2 separate regions of the Homo sapiens genome follow, and region 2 is linked to region 1. A link is a loop called in an ENCODE intact Hi-C map of the cell type or tissue named here. Cell type or tissue: GM12878. All regions are shown on one strand.

Evidence for each region. Hi-C counts contacts between places; a loop is a spot of excess contacts. Peaks named below come from ENCODE experiments on the same cell type or tissue, not always from the same donor. Only the 100,000 strongest peaks of a DNase experiment are listed, where the experiment ranks them.
Region 2: a loop joins it to region 1, with 2.7 times the contacts of the local background. A loop is called at or near these places in 1 of 110 quality-filtered maps.

The regions. Positions count from the first base shown.
Region 1 is chr15:60,632,104-60,640,103 of GRCh38, forward strand. All of the region lies in intron 2 of RORA (RAR related orphan receptor A), which reads right to left. LOC105370846 (a long non-coding RNA gene) reads left to right here and starts at 48. Exons shown (of 5, transcript XR_007064663.1): 1 at 48-165; 2 at 2,747-2,821; 3 at 6,058-6,169. RefSeq lists enhancers at 2,747-3,560, 2,776-2,825. In GM12878, no CTCF peak of the experiment used is centred here; DNase peaks (open chromatin) are centred at 2,921 and 3,858; H3K27ac peaks cover 1,476 bases.
Region 2 is chr15:60,901,227-60,909,226 of GRCh38, forward strand. The region is part of intron 1 of RORA (RAR related orphan receptor A); the gene reads right to left. Among named protein-coding and RNA genes, the nearest start is that of RORA-AS4, 140 kb to the left of the region's middle. RefSeq lists enhancers at 6,005-6,506, 7,013-8,000. In GM12878, a CTCF peak has its summit at 4,564 (motif pointing left); DNase peaks (open chromatin) are centred at 595 and 1,378; H3K27ac peaks cover 1,771 bases.

The DNA.
Region 1 (8,000 bases):
ACTACCTATTTTTTTTTTTTTTAGACGGAGTCTCACTCTGTTGTCCAGGCTGGAGTGCAGTGGCGCATCCTGGCTCACTGCAAGCTCCACCTCCCGGATTCACGCCATTCTCCTGCCTCAGCCTCCCAAGTAGCTGGGACTACAGGAACCTGCCACTACACCCAGGTAATTTTTTTCTATTTTTAGTAGAGACGGGGGTTTCACCGTGTTAGCCAGGATGGTCTCGATCTCCTGACCTCGTGATCTGCCCGCCTCGGCCTCCCAAAGTGCTGGGATTACATGCATGAGCCACTGCGCCCGGCCTCACTACCTATGTATTTTCTAAAGGGTCAGATAGACTTAGGTGTAGGTTGGCCCGAGAAAATGCAGGGTTCCCAGTTAAATTTGAATTTCAAATACACAATGAATAATTTTTTAGTATATTCCAAATAATGATAGGGCATACTTTTATTCATTGTTCATCGACACTGAGTCCATTAACCAGCTGGTTTATTTATTTATTATTATTTTTCCCCTTGCTTCATTCTTTTCTGACCTTCTGTGGCTTAATTTTAGGACTCCTATTAGAGGGTGGAGGGAGAAATACAACTCACACGCATCGGGTGTCCTACTTATCATTAGCTGAGGCACAAGTTTTGGGAGGGGAGGGATTTGCTACTTTGAGCTAAAAATGGTGATTATCTGCATTCTCTCTATTACCATATGGACAGAATTAGCCATAGACTGATATTTTCCAGAGACTGGATTTTGCAGGCCAGTAAAATCCAAAAAGAAAAGAAAAGAAAAGGAAATTGGGAAATTGTGAGAAGATCAATATACTGTTGCCAAGTTTAAATTTGATCAAAAAAGGGTGTTTAAAAAAACCCCACAGCTACCATCTTCAATTACCATTAATTCATAAAAGAAAGCAACATTTCAATACCCCAAAAGTAGGAAGGACACTCTCTTCTTTATTTCTTAAATAAAGTTGGCAGCTTTACAATGGATTGCCCTCATTTTTGTGGAAACTTCATCACAATCTGGTGCTGGCTCTGAGATCTGAGAATATGCAGACCAGGTCATGCCACAGCAGCACCTATAAAGTGACAGCAGCAATGCTGCACTTTTCACAGGTTTGTGTTGGTAGCAGATAACCACAGAGCACCTTGCAGTAAAGGAAGGAGAAGGTGAACGTGTGCCAGTTCGAATTCTGATGATCTTAAATTAATATTTAATTTAAGCATTTTATTTCTGAGATGTATATTATTTGTGTGGAAGCATAGTGTGATTTTTCTCAAACCACAAAGCATTTCTTTAACTTATAATATATAGAAAACGTTTTTCCAAACTTCCTTTGGAGCACAGCTCAATCTCTGAACTTTTCTTCCCTATCTCTATAAAATGAATGCTTCAGGAACTGGATAATGTGACGCTGAACTTAAATAGCCCCCTTCCTAAGAGAGTTCAGAGGTCTTTGAAAATACAGGTAATTGAGCCTCCTGGTTCCTGAGAGCTGGCAGAATGTGTGACCTCAGCTGAGAAGAGTTGGGTATTTGCCAAAAGGCAGGTGTAGTTGGTAGCAGTGCTCAGAGACCAAGTCCCCAAGTTCAGATTTTCTATCCCTCTTCCCATTGTATACAAGGGAAAACTATGGTGTGAAAGTGGATGATTGCCTGAAATTGCTGAGTAATTAAAAGGAACCATGATGAAAATAAACTGCCCAGCCCAAATATCATATGTAGTTTCTTTTATCTTCCTCCAACCTGAGAAATGTATATAAAGGTATTTTTACCAGGGAAATCCTTCTTTAAATAGGGTTGAAACTCAATTTCATATGCTGCAGAGAGATGCAAGGTATTATGTACCAATGATCCCTAAATATTCTTTTCTTCTTCACATGGCTGTGAAGTTACAAACTGAGTATCCTTTTCAACGGCTTGTTGAAGCAAAGAATTAAATATACATGTACAGACTAAAATATATGTTAGTATATTCTTTAGAAATATGAAGAATACCCCCAGCTTTTCACAGTGATAATCTCTGGGTGGGGTCTTTTTAATATTATGTTTTTCTGTAATGATGGAGTTTTAAAATAATTGTAATTGTCTATTACTTTTAGAATACGTAAAAAAGATACACAGCATGCACATTCTCATTAAAAATCACTTCAACCTGGACTTTTGGGATGTCCTTTAAAGTCACCTAGTACTTGCACTTTCCCACAGTCCTCTGTCCAGCCTCTCTCAGTGACCTGAGACATTCAGTGCCACTTGTGTATTCCAGACATTTGTCTTTCTGAGAGAAGCAGTGCTACCACTTTTTTTTTTTTTTTCTTTTTTTTGAGCCAGAGTCTCGCTCTGTTGCCAGGCTGGAGCACTGAGACACAATCTCGGCTCACTGCAACCTCCCCCTCCCGGGTTCAAGCGATTCTCCTGCCTCAGCCTCTGGAGTAGCTGGGACTACAGGCGCCCGCCACCACGCCCGGCTAATTTTTGTGTTTTTAGTAGAGACAGGGTTTCACCATGTTGGCCAGGCTGGTCTCAATCTCTTGAGCTCGTGATCCACCTGCCTTGGCGTTCCAAAGTGCTGGGATTACAAGCTTGAGCCACCGCACCTGGCCCACTTTTTTACCTTCTCAAAACCCCAACTCTCCTGTAATTCCTGAAGCCCAGGTAATTTTCCCCCTAGCCCCATTGAATACTGGCTTGTTTTCATTTCTCTCTCTTTGTCTTTTGCCTTACTAATTCTGATGTGATTGTTTTTTCAGCCTCAACTGAATAGCAGAGAGATTTTGGCTTTCATTCCAGAATGATGTCTCACAGAAAGTCAACTCGTGTTCCAGGTATGTGATAAACATCTCACTAGTGAACTTCTTGCTGTTTCTAAGCGATTAACGGTTTGGTTAGCAAGCCCAGAGCCCTGCAGATACCTTTTGCCTCCTACACAAGAAGTAAGCTAATGAAACCCACGGAGCACGGCCTGCCCCTCTGCTTCCCTTTAATGGTTTCTGTCACCCAGGCCAGGCTGCCGCCACCATGACTCTGCACATCGATGTGCCGCCTCAGGGCAAGCAGAATGCAAATGACGGTGGCCCTCAAATTGCAATTTAAGGATAGCTGTTATATCTTCCCATATATTTCTCTTCCTAACCTCCAAATTTGAGGATAATGTGCTGTTTTAACTTATTCTTAGTAGGAAGAATGTTAAACCTTAGGGTGATGGTAGTGTATTGCTGAATTCTGTGTTTTGGAATAAATTAGATTTTTTTGATGTGGAGAAGGGAGAAAGGGGGAGAACTAAATGCAAAGATAATTTGATTTTAAAAGCTGGAGTTTCCTGGTTCCTGGGTTCTAGATATTTAAAAAATAGCCACAATTAATTATGTAATAAATTGTAGGAGGTTGTCAAGTTGTCATCTTTATTAAGGTGTTTCTTGCCAGACATATTCAAAATCTGTGTACTCAGATGTTAACTGCATTTGACTCTATTGATTAAAATATACTTTCTGCCATCAAAATGGAACTCCAAGATGTAAAGGGAAAGAACACTTTAAAAGGCGTTTCCAAAGTCGTCTTGGATAGAGGAGCTTTCATCCAAGGGTGCTATGTGGCATTCCGGAAATGAATCAGAGACTTGGGCCCTCCACTTCCTTAGAAACAGAGACACGCTGAAGATCGTTAGGGTAAATGAGTGGGACAAAGTACACTCTGCATTTTCTTTTTAATTTCAACTAAAAAAAATGCTGCACTCTTGTCTTGGCTGGAGAAACATCCTCAGCCTGTTCATCTCCTATCCTCTGCCCAAATCAACTCCAAATTTGACTGACTGAATTTTCAGTTCCTATATTTTCAGATCAGTTCCTGTATTTTCAGATCTGGCTCTCTCTGTGGTTGTGGTGGTAGCAGTGGTAGTGGTTATGGAGTCTGTAAGACTTGCCATTTTTAAAATGCCGAAAGCTCTCTTCAGGTTAAATAGTCTCTCTGTGTGATTCTCAAATGAACTCCTTGAGGAAGAATGTTCTGTGTGTATCTAGAAACCTTAGTTCTACAAGAATGAGAGCTAAAGAAGCTCACCCATGTCCCACAGAAACCACTTCTTCCCTTTCCTGAACAAGAAACCGATGTTCTTCATCTACTGTCTGTCCACCCAGGCTTGGAAGACAGGTGAAAACAATCCCATCTTTCTATTCCTAGAAAGAGGTAGGGATGTGATGCTTACATTCCCCTGGCTTTTACTTGCATCAAATGTGGGAGGAAGGAATAAAAGAGAAGAGGAAACTAAAACCTGAGAAAGGGCAAGAAGAGAAAGTATTAGGTTGATGCAAAAGTAATTGTGGTTTTTGCAATTACTTTTAATAGCGAATCCCCGCCCCCCAAAATCATCTAGCAATCTGCCCTCTGGAGTGAACTTGAATAAAAGTAGGTAATAGTACCACTCTTGGCTTAGAAGTATCTGATTATCCCTACTAACCAGTACAAGACATAGATTTCTGAAGGAAAAGGATGCCTACCATTGGCTCTTTTTTGTTTTTGTAGTTTGATTTTTCTTATTTTTTAAAAGGTTCTAAAAATAATACATATATACCTGGTAGAAAATTTGAAACTTAGAAAGAAGTTAAAAGAAGCCTACAAAATATCACCGCATCATATTATCTTATTAGCCAAATGCAACCACCACTACCATCCAGGGAGGGTTCTTGCCAGTATTTTCTCTATTTTTTCGTATGCTTTTAAAAATCTTCACAACTAAAATCATTCTGTGCACAGAATTTCACATACTACTTTTTATTCAATCAAAAATATTTTCTCATGTGTTTATTAATTCTTTAAATATTATTTTAATGGCAGTATAATTTGCCATCATATGACTATATTATAATTTATTAATAATTTTCCTAATAAAGGACATTCAGAGTGTTTAGAATTTTAGCCATTATAAATAGTATTAAATAAACATGGTTTTTGTGTGCATTAATCTTTACTTTTTAAATTATTTCCTTAGAATAATCTACTGGAAGTAGGATTACCAAATCAAAGAGTATCATCATTTTCAAGACTTTAGTACCTATCGCCAAGAAAGCTGTATCAATTTATATTCACAGTATATTAATGTCTTTCTGAAACTGACTGAATTGATTAATGTCATTTAAAAATCATGCTATCTTGTTAGGCCTCTGATACTTTGTATTTACTGGTAAGGCTGAAAATTGTTTACAGACTAATGAAACACATTATATATTAAGGTTATTTATTTTGTGCCTTAATATTTGAAAAAATACATCTTCTTATCAGTTTGCTTTTTGTCCTTTTTGCTGATTGTTTATGATCTTTTTTGACATACAAAAATTTTATTTTTCTCTATATTTCAATGTATTGAACTTTGTATTCTGTAATTTCTTCTATTACTGTAAAGTAGAGAAAATCTGCCTGTATCTAGATAAATATGCAGAAATACATTCTCGTTATTTAATTAATTTTTCAAAAATATTTCTTGAATTTATCTAGGATTTGTTATACGGCGTGAAAAAAATTTATTTTTCTCTGATAAGCTAAAAATCATCATGCACAATTTATTACTTTTTCCCCACAGCTTATATATGTATTCTATTGACACATATGCAAGATTCTTTTTACATATGCGAGATTATGTTTTGGGGTTTTCTTTCAGCACTTTACTGATCTCTTTGCCTATTCATTTATCAGTAGTTTCTCCATCCCTAGTCCTTTTCTTTCTTTTTTTCTTTCTTTTTTTTCTAAAGTTCTTTTAACTATTCTTATTTCTTTCAACTTAAAAGGTGGCCAAGATGACATACCAGAAGGCTGTCTAAAATTATTGGAGAAAGAGAATCTTTGCCTTTAAAGTTTTAGGTCTTAGGTGAAAACGATGCAGTGTTAGCTCTTGTGTCTATAAAGGGTGGGGTTCATGCTATGACACAGAAAATCAGAAAGGACTTTCTTGACATTTGTAGAAACAGTAATATAAAGAAGAATTAGGTACCTTTTGGTTCATCTTAAGTAAAGAAAATTTCCAGTGAGGAGATTGAGACATTTAATGTTAAAAAGATCCTCTCTCTTCTAGGGCACGAGTAAAGATATCAACCCATCTATCTGTAGAAAATTGCCAGAAACTGTCACAAAATAAAAAATGAGAGAAGGCCTGAATTACGACAGTCCTGGTGGGGTTCTACAAGGTGTGTGCCAAATAATTTTGTTTTCTTTTTAAGGCTTGTTAACAGTGGATAGCTTAAGGTGATGGGGTTATAGGTGATTTTTTTCTTGTCCTTATTTAACTGTATTTTCTTTTCTTTTTTTTTTTTTTTTGTCAAATGGTATAAAAGCTTTTTTTCTTAATAATGGCCTGTTAATTAACATCTAGAACCCAGTACTGGAAGCATTAGTCCCAAGAAGTGCAAAGTTACAAAAAGTGGATTTTCTATTTCTTCACCTCTTACCTTAATAGACACAGAAACACTAAAACTCATCTCATTAGAAGAGGTTTTGTGAAAATGAGACAGGACATAGCTAAACCAAGTGCTTTTCCTCCGAATAAGATTTCACCCAAAATGAGGTTGGGGACTGGATGAAGTTATGAAAAAACTACTCCTTAAAACTGCTATTTCTAAAGCTAATAGGAATTCTTTTGTAGTGGGCTTTTTTCCCTTGACAACCAACGACTGATACATCTTGCATGTTAAAAAGCAGAGGGCTATAAGTAAGTTTTCAGTGGAAATAATTTTTTTTCCCTGCACCTTCCCTTTTTGTGATACAGTTGGCACTATTTTACTGTCTTAAAGATTCCCATTTTACTTTAATGGTCTCTACTTTCCCCTTTTCTTAGCTCTTCTTAATTTTTATGCTTTTCATTAGTAGATAATTCTCTCTGGCTGACCAACGGGGATGAGGGTCAGAGTCACGGGCAATATACTATATCTGCGTTAGTCTGGCTTGAGAACAGCGAAACCGTGCCTCCTTCTCTAATTAGTCACTTTAAGTATCAGTGATGGGCAGTCTCTGTGACAATGATTTTGTCATAGTAAGCACTTGAAATACCTGCTGCAGTTTTTTCACCACCCCCCTCCTCCCCGTTTCAATCAGGCAAGTTTATCTTTGTTCTTTAAACCATAAGCAGGTTTTTGTATTTTTTTTTTTTTTTTTTTTGCATGCCACATTGAAAAGAAATAAAAACCAAGTGCCATACATGTCAATTAAAGGCATAAACAATTAAGAGATAGTCCATTTCCCCCTTGAATCTTTCATGCTTATTTTCCCTTCTTAGAATAACACTTAAAAGCCATCGAAGCTTCAACGGGACCAGTGTCTCCCCGTTTCGTGGGGTGTAGAGCAAGGTGTGGGAGGAGCGTTTGGCATGTCAAGTCTCTGCTCTACAGTGGATCTCCACGTCCCGGCTTCCAGTGGACAGCCCTGTGAGATGGGGAAAATTTCCTTCCGCTCAGATACTGTCAAGGCCAATGTGCCTTTCAGGAGATTGTCTGAGAGATTTCGAACATTGAAACTGTAAAAAAAATTGAGCTGGACAGATCCTTGCCACCACTTTTTCTGCTAAATATAGAAAAGTTGTCATCGGGTTGCACAAGCAATTTCCAGCTACAGCACCTCAGGAGGGGAGGCGGGCTCCTGTCTCTCATAGTTAAAGTGCATAGAGCTGAGCCGACCCTGACTCACGGGTTGTGAGGAACATGGGAAGGTGGTAGAAGAGTAATGAGAGAAAGGCGTCCTTGTTTTGGTTAAATATAATGACATGGGAAGATGTGCAGTTGATGATGGTATTTGCTTACAATGTCATAAAGCATCAATAATTTGCAAGAAAAGGGTAGAAGGAGCCCTACCCCAGGAGTCTGTGCTCAGAGTTTCTCCCCTATCATTGCTTTGGAAAACACTGTTGTATCGTGGAGGGAGACTGTGAGATATGGAGCCAAACAGGCATGGGTTGGCATCCCAGCTTTATCACTTACCCTTTGTTTGATTTGGAGTTAATTACTTAACTTCTCTGAGCCTGAGAGT
Region 2 (8,000 bases), 270 kb after region 1:
AGTGGTGCGATCTCAGCTCACTGCAACCACTCCCTCCTGGGTTCAAGCAATTCTCCTGCCTCAACCTCCTGAGTAGCTGGGATTAAAAACACCAGCCACCACACCCAGCTAATTTTTGTACTTTTAGTAGAGATGGGGTTTCGCCATGCTGGCCAGGCCAGTCTCGAACTCCTGACCTCAGGTGATCTGCCCACCTCGGCCTCCCAAAGTGTTGGGATTACAGGTGTGAGCCACCACGCCCGGCGATTCATGATGTTCCTAATGGTTCTGTCCATTTTTACAGCCCATCTCAGCTGAAAGAAATATCTAACAGTTCTGTTTATTTGTAAATTACACCCAAATAACTTAACAAGTATTTATGTCCTAACAACTTGATTTCTGAAAAAAAGAATACACATAAACTAAAAGAAAAATGAGTCCCATTCACTGTTAAATAATCGTAAGTGCTTAATAGTGAGATGCATGAGCCTGTTGGGCACTACGCAACTTCTCAAACTCTGGCATCAGGTTGGATGCCCTCACCCTTGTTTCCTGCTCCACACTGATTTTCACATGGTCCTGTTTTATAATACAGCAACTGACAAGAACTTAGCTTCTCAAAGGTATGACATCACTGAAAGAAAGTTATGCATTCCAGTAGTGAAACTGTGAACTACCTTGAGCTAGTAGTTCACACGGTGCCTGACAGATGTCAAGAATTGCTGTATTTTCCTCAACTATTTAAAATATTTCCTGGCACCCCTTTGAGGCCACTGCAATGTCCAGGGTGCCTCAGCTCACACCTTGGGAACCCGGAGGCTAATTAACCATAGTGAATCAGATTCATTTTCTATGCTACTACTGAAATATGAATTAGACAATATTATAGATAAAGCTGAATAATATGACTTGTTTTAATACAGTTCTAACTCGATTTTCTACTTCAATTCCATTCTTCAGCCATTGATATTTGGCTTTTTAAAAGCTGTCCTTGTAGTGTCATATGGTCACCAGATAAACTCTGCAGTGAAGGCTCTTTAGATTCAAATCTATGTTGAACTATTTCAATTTTATGATTTTTTTTTTTTAAAAAACAGAGAGTAACCCAAAGCTTACCAGGTGATCCTTCTTAGTAAAAGGGATTTGTGGGCTGTGGATCAGCTTCCCACTGATTCATCTGAGATGAAGACAGGACCCTCCATCCTGCAAAAATGGGTTTGAAAAAAGAAAGGAACTCTCCATTTACACGTGAGAATGGCTCAGCCCTAAGAATGCTGCTTGCAGGTTCACTGTTCTGCATTTAGAATCCAGGCCTAGAGAAGCAGCACGGCTTGCCTCTGCTGTGAATCAGACTCTATCTTGTGTTGTTTTAGAGTCATGTCTACATAGCTGAAAGATGATTTGGATCTTTTTCAAGAAGAGAGTGGTAAGGTGAGGTACAGTGAGGCAGAAGACAATGCTGGTCAATGCTTTAAAATCACTCTCTGAGAGGAAAACCCTTGGTTTCTACTCTCTGCTGATTTCTGTGTTAAAAATACTCCCACCGTGGTTGAACGAGGTCACTGAATTCAGAGTTAGGGAAAGAGGCACACAATCAGCTCTCACGAGCTGACTCTAGCCCTTCACTGGGCAGAACGCTTTTCTCCTCTTCTACAGCTGCCCACGGAATGCTCTGAATCTAGGGGCGTACTCCGCTGAAAGGAAGATTTATAAATGCTCACGTTTATTAGCTCCTAATTGAGGATATCTGCCAGACACAATAAATAAAGTTGAAAAACAGAGTGCTTTGGAGAGAAAGTAGGCTAATCCGAAGCTTTTTATTCAGGGGATGAATTCTGGTCTTCCTCTCTGTATATGGGACACTATCTTGACCTTTCTGGCTGAGTCTATTAGCTCAGAGGTGGCACTCCAGTGGTCAAGTCAACTGGCATTCATCAAGCACCAACCACAGGCTTGAAATTTATATTAGTTGTTTTGGAAGGTTCCAGGAGAAGACAATGTAGACTCCTGAGGAGGGGATGATGTAGGTGAGGAGAGAGGCTAATGGCACATGAAGCCTGCAAAACTGGGCTCTAGACTCTTCTCATTGCAGCTTCAGAGTAAATCAAGTAACACTGTCTGTCTTCCCAGAGGTACCCTTGGCAGAGACCAGCAGGATCTGTTGTTTCTACTGTTGGACGCGTTTATGGGCCCTATTGGCCGATTTGGCAAGCAGCTTTATATAAAATGTCTTCCGGAACCATCCTTTCCCCTGTGAGTCAGTCATCCTCAGAGTCCTAATTCTGTCCAGTTTGCATCAGGCCTCCTCAGTCTCTGTAGCCCAAAGCACACGATAGGGTACCAATGTTCAAGGCTCTGCTTTATTTTGAAATTCAGCTGGTGAAGCTATTATATTCTACCTTTCTCCAAGTAGTATGCAATGCAAAGTGGCAATTTTACACCGTGCTAGCCCAACATAAATTCACAGATGAGTGCACACCTTATTTGGAATAAAGAGAAACACAACAGTTATTAAAGGGGTGATTACCTTCCCAGGGACCATGAATTTAAAATTATGCAAAATCGGAGGTCGGTCTCTACAAGTTCACATAGTGATTTAAATGGGGGTAACAATGAATATAATATCTTCTAACATGTTAAAACTTCCACAGCAAACCTCTTATATAATGCTTTGTTGCTTCATTGATTTGATAAGTTTGTGGGGGTACATTTTGCATTCATATACGACGTATAAAGTATCTTGTTTGCTTTACAAAAATGAAACATCAATAATAACAATCCTCAGGTTGCTATGATTTCTCTGTCATTCATACTGAGTGCTCAGTGTCAGGAACAGCATTTGTTTTGCCCTTGAGGAATTTGCAGAGCAGTTAGTAGGTATCGGTGTCCTTTGTAGTGGTTCAAATAACATATAACTATCGTAATATATTTGAAATAAGCCAATTATTATGCCATTTGAACATCTATCCTCCTTAAGATATATCCTGGGTTTTACTGAAGGACTTCTCTCTTAATAACGTTTTTCTTTATGATATGAGCGTCCTGGCTGGAAGAGAGCTGAGCTTCAGATACATGGTGTTGGAGTAAGGAGAGAGTCTTTTCCCTCAATGGTTATTTGCATGGGGGCTAAGGAGCCTCCTAGTTGGGGAGGTGAACTTGAACTGTAGCAACAATCAAGATTCAAACATGCATAGACAAGTATGATGGCTTGAAGAGGAGACTGCAGGCAGAAGTCAGGAGACAGGGATGGAAAAGAAGGGTCACTGTGAGAGAATCTGGCAGGGCCAACAGACTCAGCCACAAGTCAGCAAGTAAATGGGGAGATGCTGAAATGGGTGAAATGTTCTCCTTCAGTATGGTGGCTGGTGTTTGAACTCATTTTACCCTCTCTTCCAGGGGCTGTGCACACCTTAGGTAGAAAGAGCTATACATGTGAACTGAAACAACTCTCTCACCAAATTCTAAGACACTTTGGGGCTCAAACTACTCTATTCAAACTACCCATCTAAATGAGCACAGAGACAGAAAACGTTTTCCTCACTTCAACACGGGCTGCTATCCTGTCACGGTAATGAACGACGGAAGAAGGCTGGTGGCTGGGGCCTTCTCATAACCATGAGAAGAAACAATAAAGAAAAATAGGGGTGGTGTGGTTTGGGGTGGTCAAGGCCAATGTTGAAGACATTGATACAGCTCAGAATAGCAGGCAGCATCCAATGGTGAGTGGAAGCCCAGATTAATTCCAAAACACATATAAAACATGTCTACCTCTTTGGGAACTCAAAAAATGTGAGGTTGGGATGAGCTGCATGAAGGACTGCATTACCTGAACAAACGGGTGAGGGCTTGAGGCTCTGGGGGCGCTCGTCTTTAATGTTAATGAGACTCATTCATACCATGGGCTGGGGAGGCTTGGAAATATTTTAGTTACATAAACTGACATCAACCCCTCTTCTTCTTTTAATTGATATGCAGTCTTAGCCCTGTTATCATCTCTGATCTTGACCATTTCCCTTAGCCACTGGGCAACCAATGTCTCCTTCTGAACAGTTGGGAGAAATGTAAATTCACTGTTTTTTCTCCAGAGCAGCCAGAGGTTCCTTAATTTGCATCGTTATATGAGTGCAAAGCATGATGATAAAATATGCAATTCTTAAGAAATGTCAAAGACAGCTCATTAGATCAACTTTTTTTTCTGTGTATTTTTTTTTCTTTTTAAACAGGGACCACTGTGCTTCCTTTCAAGTGACAAGAGTTGTGACAGCTGCTCTATAAGGTATTCAATGGTTAATTAAGACACGAGTGTCATTGCTGAGCTCTTTTGTGTTTCATAGAAAGCAGTTGCTAAACAGATGAAAGTAGGTCTGAGGCAAGGGGTAGCATAACTATTATTTCAATTAATAAATAGCTCTAAAAGTGAAGGAAGTGATAAAGCCCTCAAGAGCGTCTGTATCTGCCCCGGTTCTGTCAGGAAAATTAAACAGAGCACTTGTGATTGCCATTGCTTCTGTTTAAGAGATCCAAGCAAGTAGGGTCACCTGTGCTGAGCAGGTTAGAGCCGGCCTGGTTCTTGGGGCACCCCCTAGTGACATGTTCCTATACCCTAGGATATCCCTTTCCTTGCTACTGAAAGAAATGGTGCTGAATTCACCTTGTTCTTCCACCCTCATCATCCTTTATTCTCCCCCTCTCTTCTACCAAAGAAGCCCTAAAATGTATTTTCAGATAAATATCAGGAAAGCATTTATAAATATTTCAGAGGTGTTTCATAAATAAATCAGCAAATCTACAAAAAGACTTCTCTCTTTTAATGAGATCTTGTCTGTGGTATATCCCTTTTACTTGAGCATCATTAAAACCAGTTGGGAAGATTTTTATACTGGACTCTCTTTTCGGGGGCTTCATAATATATGAACAAGCCTGCTATGCGTCTGTGAAACATGTAGCCTCTTCTTCTGACAGATTAGGCAGCCCTGGCGCGAGGGAATAGCTTTTACTCTTTTTAAAGTAAATACTAATCAATAGCAACTGTACCGACAAAAACCTTCTTGCTGCCTAATTGCACCACAGCTACTCATAGACCCCAACAGAATTTTCCCCTAGATGTAACAAAATTAACTACCAGGGGCTGAGCTAGTGAATTATCACCATCTCTCTATTCAAATGTAATTAACACAACCCCCCAACTACCACATGTACCATTAAAGTACCATTTGTATGTGTAATTTTCAAACAGGGTCTAAAGGTCGTGCCCACATCAATCTTTTCAACACACACAGCTGCACAGGAAATCAAACTGGCAGGGAGGTGGTCGCAGCCATTCTAGGAAATCTCTCCCTCTCTCAGATATTGTTTGTAGTTTCTCTTCTGCAGCTTAATGCCCTCTGTGGTCTCTTTGGCCGTGTCAGAAATAGCCAGACTGTATCAGAGGCAAACAAGTGATTTAAGGAATTTTAGGAAGCCAATCTAGTACCCAGCCCTGGCCAATCCAGGGGCTAGCTATGCAGAAATCTTACTGATAGCTTGGGATGGATACTACGGCCACGGTGGTTAATAATAACTAAGATTTTTATTGTACATTCAGATTATAAAAAAACTTGTACCTGCATTTTTCAAACTCATTATTATTATTGGCAATTGTAGTAATACCAGGGGCTATATATTGAGCATTTGAGCTAAGAGCTGTACATCTATAGTTTGTCAATTAATCCTCATAACAACTTTATGAGTTAGGAATTATTTCCTCTATTTTAAAACCAAGGAAACTGAGGCTCAGAGTGAGTGTGTGACTCAAAATGCTCCAAGCAGCTAGAAGGAGGGAGCACCAGGGTTTGAACCCGATTTTCTGACTCTGAGGCTCGTTCTGACACATAATCACTTTGGGAGGGAGGTATCATCATCATCCTCAGCCCCCCACCAACATTATCATCATCACCACCATCATCATCAACATCATCTGCCTTTCATACATGAGGTAAACAAGGTACAGAGAGGTGAAGCAGCTTGTTCAGGGCTACACGGCACAGAAGAGTATGGAAGAAGAGGCTTGGAGGCAAGATAAAGGCAAGGGGCAGTCATTGGGGATTCATGGAATAGATGTCTCTCTAAATGTCTCTCATGTCCTGGTGGCCATTCCATCTGTCACTTTCAAAAGTCAGTGGAAAGAGCAATGTAAGAGGAGTCAGGAGTCAGGGGCCATCCACTCAGACCAGACACCAGCTGGGTGACCTTGACCTTGACATTCCCTCTCTGGGCTCCGTGCTCTTGATTACATAACAAGCTAGATTAGAAGATATCTCAAGTCACTTCCAGATGTAACATTTTAGGCTCTTCATTTGTGAATTATTCGTGCTAGAAGAGGCCATATGTGGAAATTTAACACAGCAATACTTTCTCAAAACTTCACCTGTAATGTGCCTGTTAGGACTCAGGCACCCATGTTGTCACAAAGCCATCTCTTGATAAAAGGAGGAGCCCTGGGCTGAGGATGCCCACATTTAGCGTTTTTTTTCTCAGAAATACTCTGCCACTCCCAGAGCCAACACGTACAAATAGCATTTGCTGCACACCCTCCACTTCCCATGTGTCATTTGGCAAGGCTGCCCCGCTTGTCAAGAGGGCTATGCAAAGTCACCAAGGTCTGTAACTCCAGTTAGAACTCAAACACTAATTTTTCAGCAGCAGAGTCTGTTGTGAGAAACCTTGCTCCCAGGTGCACAGTGAACACAGAGGGTCCTTCTCTAATGGGACTCCCTTGACTTCTTCCACTCAAAGACGCCTGGTTCCAGCCTGTGAGGCTGTGCATGGGGTCAGCTCCAATGCTCGGAACGTCCCGCCTCCACCCAGATACACACTGACCACATGTGTCTGGGGCTCCTGAGTTTTTCTCTGCCCATAGCTCACCCAGGGCATGAGTGCCTTCTGCAGTTTAGTTTATAGTTGATCCATGCTGGTGAGGCCTGCCTCTGAGTCAGGGCCACCATTAGCCTGGCCTTGAGGGGACATGCACCTTCATGCCTGAGCTGACCGTAGGGTGTGTGTGGAGGGGGCGCTTTTGGTGTCCAGAGGCACTTGGCATCACATTATATCCATTTAAATATGTTTTCCCTTGATTCTGAATGAACTGAGAGAAACAAAAAATACTAATCAAAATGGAATGCAAATATCCAAGGCTCCTTTCTCTCAGAAAATGCCCTATTTTCCCCCCTCCATGGTACTAATGTTTTAGAAATAGAAGGCACCTCTGGAGAGACAGGATAATACCAAATTTTCAAATCTGTAGAAAATGAGTACAGGGGTAGGCGGCACTATTAGTGCTACTAAAAATAAGCTTTGGGAAGCTACAGTAAATGGAAAAACCAGAAGAGTCATTCCTTTTTTAAACTGTACTGAAAATCCTGTATGTTCAGGAGCCATTTTCTCCAGAGATTCCAACAATAATACTTGGAATTCAATATCCATTTCTACAGTGGTCTCTCTCCCATTTTGTCCCCCTCCCTTCACCACTGCCCCAGTAATGCAGGCTAAATATTAAGCTTATTACCCCCACAGAAAGCGTGGTTCTGCCAACTGAACATTGTGCCAGATACCAAGAATTGAGGCGATTATGCCCTGCATGCTGCTTGGTATACTGAAGATGGGCGTTCTTTTACTTTATTTTTATTTCATTTCATTTTTTTTTTTTATTAAAGAGAGTTCTACTGTAGACAAACAACCCAGGGATTGTTTGAAGAAAAGGGATATCCCCTCAGACCTGGGGATGCATTTCTCCCTCAGTGGCTAAACCTCTTTGTCATTATTACCTCCAGAGAGAGACACCCAGGGATCTGCTCACACCACCCATCTCCAGGCAAGTTGAAGCATGTCCTGGAAAGCCACCTGAACCCTGGACAGCTCCGCCTGACTAGAGAAATGGTGGCAAAGGAATTCTTGCTGTGGTCCCAGCGGTGAGCATAACAGAGTTACCTCTCTCCACCCCAAATATTCAGACTGCAAGGACACTGGCTCCCAAGCTTCGACCT